2 separate regions of the Mus musculus genome follow, and region 1 is linked to region 2. Evidence: chromatin loops called from intact Hi-C (ENCODE). Cell type or tissue: left cerebral cortex. All regions are shown on one strand. Each heading gives the region's core, and the rest is flanking DNA. Links, peaks and the distances in the headings are about the cores only.

Region 1 (2,902 bases), core at 145-2,644, 75 kb after region 2:
TCAACATGAAATCTGTGATATTTTTTTCTAACCACACACACAATTCCATATGGGCCTGCACTGAAGCAGGGACATCAATGTTCCATGAAATCTCTAGGTTAGTTGTCAACTTTCTCTTACACACTTCACTAGCAAAGCGGGTCACACGGTTTTGCTCTCTATGGACTCATCAACAACGTGGTCTGAGCACTGGGATGAGGATAGTTTAGTTGTTAGTCAGAAATGAAAGCCACCGTTAAAATCACAGACGACTGGACATGGAAGATGCGAGACCTGCAAAGGTCAAGATTTTCCGGCATCCCTCGGGTTTCAGAGCCAATCTATCTCAAAGCCTGGGCTGCGGGGGAATTGCGTCAGGCACTCCACCACCTAGGAACACCAAAATGCACAGAGCCCTCTTGAGTTGCTTTGGTCAACTCTACACTGATCTCAAATACCCTGATCCACACAGTACCAGACTCAAGGTAAAACGGGCAGGCGCCAGAGGCTACAAAACTTAGGACTCATGTAGCCTCCCAAAGCACTCCCACACCACGCGGCAACCCAGCTGCACCGACCGCACCCCTCCTCTAAAGCCTCTCTCTAGGAGTGACCCCGAATCCTGTGCACACAGGGGCACTAGAAAGAAATTCACTGAGGTTAACTTCAATCGCAGCAAGGACTCGCTCTCTGCAGTTGTTATGAAGTGCTAACATTTGGAGTCGATTTGATAGATTTTCATGACAACTGGACCAGTTTTCAAATAACTTCCCACAGCTGGCTCCGGTCTGGGGTGATGATGCACTGGACTGTAGCCGCACGCCCTGAGGCTCTACATGCCCACTCCAGGCGCAGCGGGGACCCGCATCCTGCGCGCTCCCGGGGAGGGCCTTTACCTCGAGGCGACTCAGACTGGAGCTCTTGGAGCGCGACTTCTTGCGCAGGTACACGGAGAAGAACCTGCGCACCGTGAACTTCTTCATGCTCAGCTCCATCGCCCCGCGCCCAGCTGCCAGGAGCCGCAGGGCCGGCGGGCGCGCATCCCCGGCACATCCCAGGCTAGGCAGCGCGCTGGCGGGCACGCGCGCCGGGGAGCCCGACGCGGCGGCCCTCGGCGCGGATGCGGGCTGCAAGCACAAAGGGCAGGCCGCACCGGCCACCGGGCCCGGGTCCCTGGATCACTCCCGCGGCGCCTTTGCCTCCGGCCAGGAGTACCAGCTCCCGGCAACCTGCCCCGCCCATAGACTACACCCAGCGTCGTTCCGACCAACCAGAGTGCGACGCTGCGCCACGCCTACACGCCCACCCACCAATCAGTGCCCGCAGCCAGAGCTCTTTTCCCCTTTAGTCGGAAAACCTACTCCGGACAGCCCCACCCTCACCCCGCCCACCACCGTACTCTCCAATTATCACCAGCCATCCTGCCCAGGGGCGTTGTCCCCGTGAACGCCTCCAATCAGCGCCGTTGCCTACTCCTCCCTCTCCTACAACTCCTGCCCTCAGAGAACAGTGGGGTGCAGTATCGCCCTGCCCACTGCCACGGCCGCCAATCAGCGCCCACGCCCGTTGTGAGCTTAATCAGTCGCTCCTGAGGCACGCTGCTCTTGTCCTGTCTCCCTGCCTCTTCTGTCCGAGCTGTTGTGTTCTTCTCCGAACACCTCTGTCCACTTGGACTCCACGCTTAGCATTTTGAATTTCTCTGCAAAGCAAAACTTTAATGACCTAGCATGCTAGAAAAGCGCCCACAAGCACTACACTCGGGTCACTCCTACAGCTGGTCCCTGCAACTCCTTGCTTATTGGGGAATCATTGGGAGAGGACCCCGCCTGCTTCGCAGTGTCAGCGGCCTTCCTCCTCTCGGTGAGGACGCCTCACGTGGTCGGGGCCAGCAGCTGAGAACAAAGGCTCACATCCGCTCTCTGTGACCTCGGGCTCCATTTATAGACAATTATCCTCACAGATGACTATCAGGGCCAGCAGCAGGAACATCCTGAGTCTCAGTCTGAGGAAGCAATCAGAGCCTGCTTTAACCTAAGTCCAAATGATCCTTCCTAGTCACACAAAAAGAAAGGCTGAGGTTAATAAAGTCTTATGCCCCGTGGCAGAATAGAAGCAGATTAGAGAAGAGCTGAGGGTAAGCCCAGTTCCTTTGGCCACTGGAGAAAACAGATTCACTCTCCTGCATGATATGCAGCCCACCGGGCAGTTCTCAACACTTTCCCACCCAGACTGGTGGTAGTCATAAAGGACACAGGAATCAAAAGATCCAACATGCTGGGAAACCCACGTCACATAAAACATCAAAGGGCTAATTTCACCTGGAGCAGGAGTCAGTCCCATCTAGAGCGGGCTTTTAGGAACTGCTATCCCTCTGGTGTGGGGCTCCAGAGATAGGCTGCATGCAGTGTAAGGGTTTGCAGCTTCAGTAGAGACAGTGTACACTGGCTTGTGACTTGTGACTTGACCTCAGCATCTCTCCCCGTGATGTCTTAGCTCCCAGAGGTGCCTTCTAAGGATGAAATCAGGAGAATGGGCTAAGATCGGGTCCTCTAAGCAAACCTTCTTGGCTACTCTTGGAATGTTTATTATTTTACACTGCCTGAGGGCAAGGCCTGGTCCTTTTTCAAGGAGACTTTAGCAATTAGAGTACCTAATCATAAACTCCTATGGAGAATTGGTTCCTAAGACTCCTGAATTGGCAAGGTCTTGGAGAGCTGAGGGCAGAGACCTCTGGCTCACATTCGTTAGTGGTCTCCCTGATCACTCTGCTATCACCCCCCCCAGGAAGCTGATCTTGGCTCTTTTTCTAGACTTGGGGACCCCCTGAGTTAACTAGGTTCAGAAGCTCACCCCTTCTGAAATTGCTTGCAATTAAGTAAGAAAATCTGGAGAGCAGAAAGTCTCCAAAACACTGGATATGAAG
Region 2 (2,902 bases), core at 240-2,739:
AACAAAAACAAAACATTTTCAGGATGTGAGTGGAGCTCTTGAGGCTTGGATACACAGTAATAGACAAGCTAGTTCAGTCTCACCCGCAGGGAAAATCTGAGGTAATATAACGGCCGCTCTCCTCCTGCACTGGCTCTAAGGAGCACATACATTTTGACACATTGGCCTCCTTGTTTCCAGCTCTTTTTCTGCTTACCAGAAACATGAAAGTGTATTGTAGACACCATGACACTTTCCTTGTAGGAGAATCTACTGCTGTGCCTTAAGAATAAGGACCCTTTCTCACAGGCTTTAGTGTCCTATCATCCTGTAGTGTCTCTGGCCTTCATTCCATGCTTATCACCGCTCCTGCCATTTCAAGCTCTTATTTTCCTCAGCCTTGGGTCTTTCAACTTGTGTGTGTGTGTGTGTTGTATTATGACATTCTTTTCAGTATGTATTTTATGACATTCACATTCAGCCATCTGGAATACAGACTTCATTAGTTTTGAGGCAAAACAAATGAACAAAAATAGAGGCTGACAACCACTACAGCAATGCTAAGACCCTACAGGCTAACTGGTATACCCAGGAGACAGCACCCACTTGGCCTCTCGGAGGAATGACTGAATATCTAGAATGACCACAGTGACAGGTGCATCATATTACATTGCTCATCGATATTTAGAATGGCAATGTACATTTAAAGTGTTATTAAAGAAATCCTTCCCCAAGGATGATGTGGTGATAACAAAGTGGAATATGACATGGTTTTCCACCTGTGATTTAGACCTAACTCATAGTCCTGGAAGTCAGCGTTCTCACCCTGAAGCGAGCATGCATTTTCTTCTCAGGAGGAAATTATGTTCCACTGATTGAGAAGGAAAACAGTGCCCTCCGGCCAGCTCTCTAAGAGAGTAACTCGGCCCATGCATGGACAGTCACTGCAATGCCAGGCGTGACTCTTGGTGGTTGAGGGGTGGCTCTTTGGGAGGCATGGACGTGAGTCAGAAGAGGGAAGGGACCTAAGCAGGATATTGCCGGTAGAGCGTACTTCTTGTGATGTTTTTGCTGTGGGAGAGGAGCACTGATACACAGCTCCACAGACACACATGCCTACAGGACCAGGGTCATGAATGTGTCTCCCTCCCACTTTCTCCCTCCACGTCCTCCCTGCCCACTGCTGTTCCATCACCATCTCTTCATGCCGTCTGTGCTAGCATTTAGCATGAGAAGCCGAAGTTCAGCCTTCTAGAAGAGGCTGGTAAAGAGATCCACAGAAGAGGGCAGCAGTGGGAAACTGCAAGTGCTGAGGAAAGTGGAGAGAAGACGACGAACCTTACAAGAACAGCATGTCAAGAGGCTGCAGACCAGGACTCAACAGGTGCTGGGCAGCCTGGGTGCAGCACAGAGAGGCTGTAGTGGGCAGGGCCAGCTTGCTGTCATGAAGTACATAAGATCCAGGAAGGAGGCAGGACATACCCATGGCACAGAGCCATGGCTGGACCTGATTGAAATGCCTGTGGGAATTGTGAGAGGCTGGTGCTCAGCCCCGAAGACACTGAGCTAGCATGAGGCAGACCAGAGAACTGAGACCAGGAACGGAACATCCCACAACAAGTGAGCGCTTATCGTAACCTGGATTTTGAGAAATTACCTTGAAGGGAAGCTATAGGGCTGTCAGGAGGATGCCACCTGCAGCCACCCTGGGTGAAACGCTGAGACTGGTGGGAGTCTGGGCTACGGCTTTGCTAGCAATGCGGATGTAAAGCCCCTGTCCTGTACAGGGGTCAACTTGGGAAGTATAGAATGTCAGAGGCCCTTGATGGGGACCTCAGGGGTATTGCTGTCCTGTACCAGGATTTAGAGAGGACACACCCCATTGTGGAGAGCAACAGGAAGGATGACAGAAGATGGAGAGCAATCCAGAAGCATGAGAGAAGCACGCTGCCCCATACTGGACAGTCCCAGACCACCCACCAGTGTGAGAGCAGACACGGGGGGAATGAAGAATCATTAGAACCTTTGAAACCTCACTCTTCCTGGGGTCTGCAATAGGACTGGGCAAGTAAAACCAGAGACGTCCGTGCCTCTGCCATGCCTTTGCAATGACTTTTACAAGTTTTGATATGCTTTTATTTTCTTACATATATAGCCCAGGGTGGACTTGATCTCATTTCCTTCCTTCAAGCTTTCAAGGCCTATTTTTTTGAATTAAAAACTTTCACCTACCCACTCTTGGAGAAATACCCTACCTTGATGCAGATAAAAACATGGGCTCCTGCTTATGCCAGGTTGAGAGTATCTTTAACCCACCAACTTCCCTGATGGTGCCCTGGAGACTCCAGAGGGGGTCTCTCCACCGACCACGGCTCCCAGGAGAAAATCAACCATGAGAGACGAATAAGAAAGGATGTGGGGAATTGTAGGCTGGTCTCCATTCGAGCTGAGGTCTGAACCCCAATGGTCATAATTCACCTACATGACATGGTAGGCATTCCCTCATGCTCTTAGAACTCCAGCCCCTGCCTAAGGTACCACCTCCCACAGCCCCCACGAGAGAAGCATGGTCAGTAGTAACGTAAGCAATGGCCCAAGCTTCTGACCTTCAGGCTAAATTCCTCCCCAGTTACCTAGCTACAGTGAAGACCATTAACAGGGCTGTTAAGCCCCCACCTTGCTCTCTTATTCCTTTGTCCTCTTACCTCTCACTTCTCTCTCCTCTTCCCTTTCTCTTTGTCTTCTTCTTTCCTCTCCTCTCTCCTTTTCTCTCTAGCCTTTCCTCTTCTCTCTCTCTCTCCTTTCTACCTTCTCTCTTTCCCCTGCATTTCTATAATAAGGCTCTAAAACCATAGAGTCTCTGCTCTGCTCCTTCAAGTTCCGCTGCGCACTCTGGTCAGTGTTGGGAACTTCTTCCCTCTTC

Evidence for each region. Peaks named below come from ENCODE experiments on the same cell type or tissue, not always from the same donor. Only the 100,000 strongest peaks of a DNase experiment are listed, where the experiment ranks them.
Region 1: it touches region 2 in a loop (2.2-fold over the local background); 2 of 42 quality-filtered maps call a loop at or near these places.

Annotation. Positions count from the first base shown.
Region 1 is chr17:7,168,417-7,171,318 of GRCm38, reverse strand. It overlaps Rps6ka2 (ribosomal protein S6 kinase, polypeptide 2), which reads right to left and starts at 1,204. Exons shown (of 21, transcript NM_011299.4): 1 at 876-1,204. The coding sequence starts at 974. In left cerebral cortex, for the core only: no CTCF peak of the experiment used is centred there; DNase peaks (open chromatin) are centred at 435 and 1,372; H3K4me3 peaks cover 1,913 bases; H3K27ac peaks cover 1,603 bases.
Region 2 is chr17:7,243,794-7,246,695 of GRCm38, reverse strand. All of the region lies in intron 3 of Rps6ka2 (ribosomal protein S6 kinase, polypeptide 2), which reads right to left. Among named protein-coding and RNA genes, the nearest start is that of Rps6ka2, 75 kb to the right of the region's middle. In left cerebral cortex, for the core only: a CTCF peak has its summit at 1,256 (motif pointing right); a DNase peak (open chromatin) is centred at 1,298.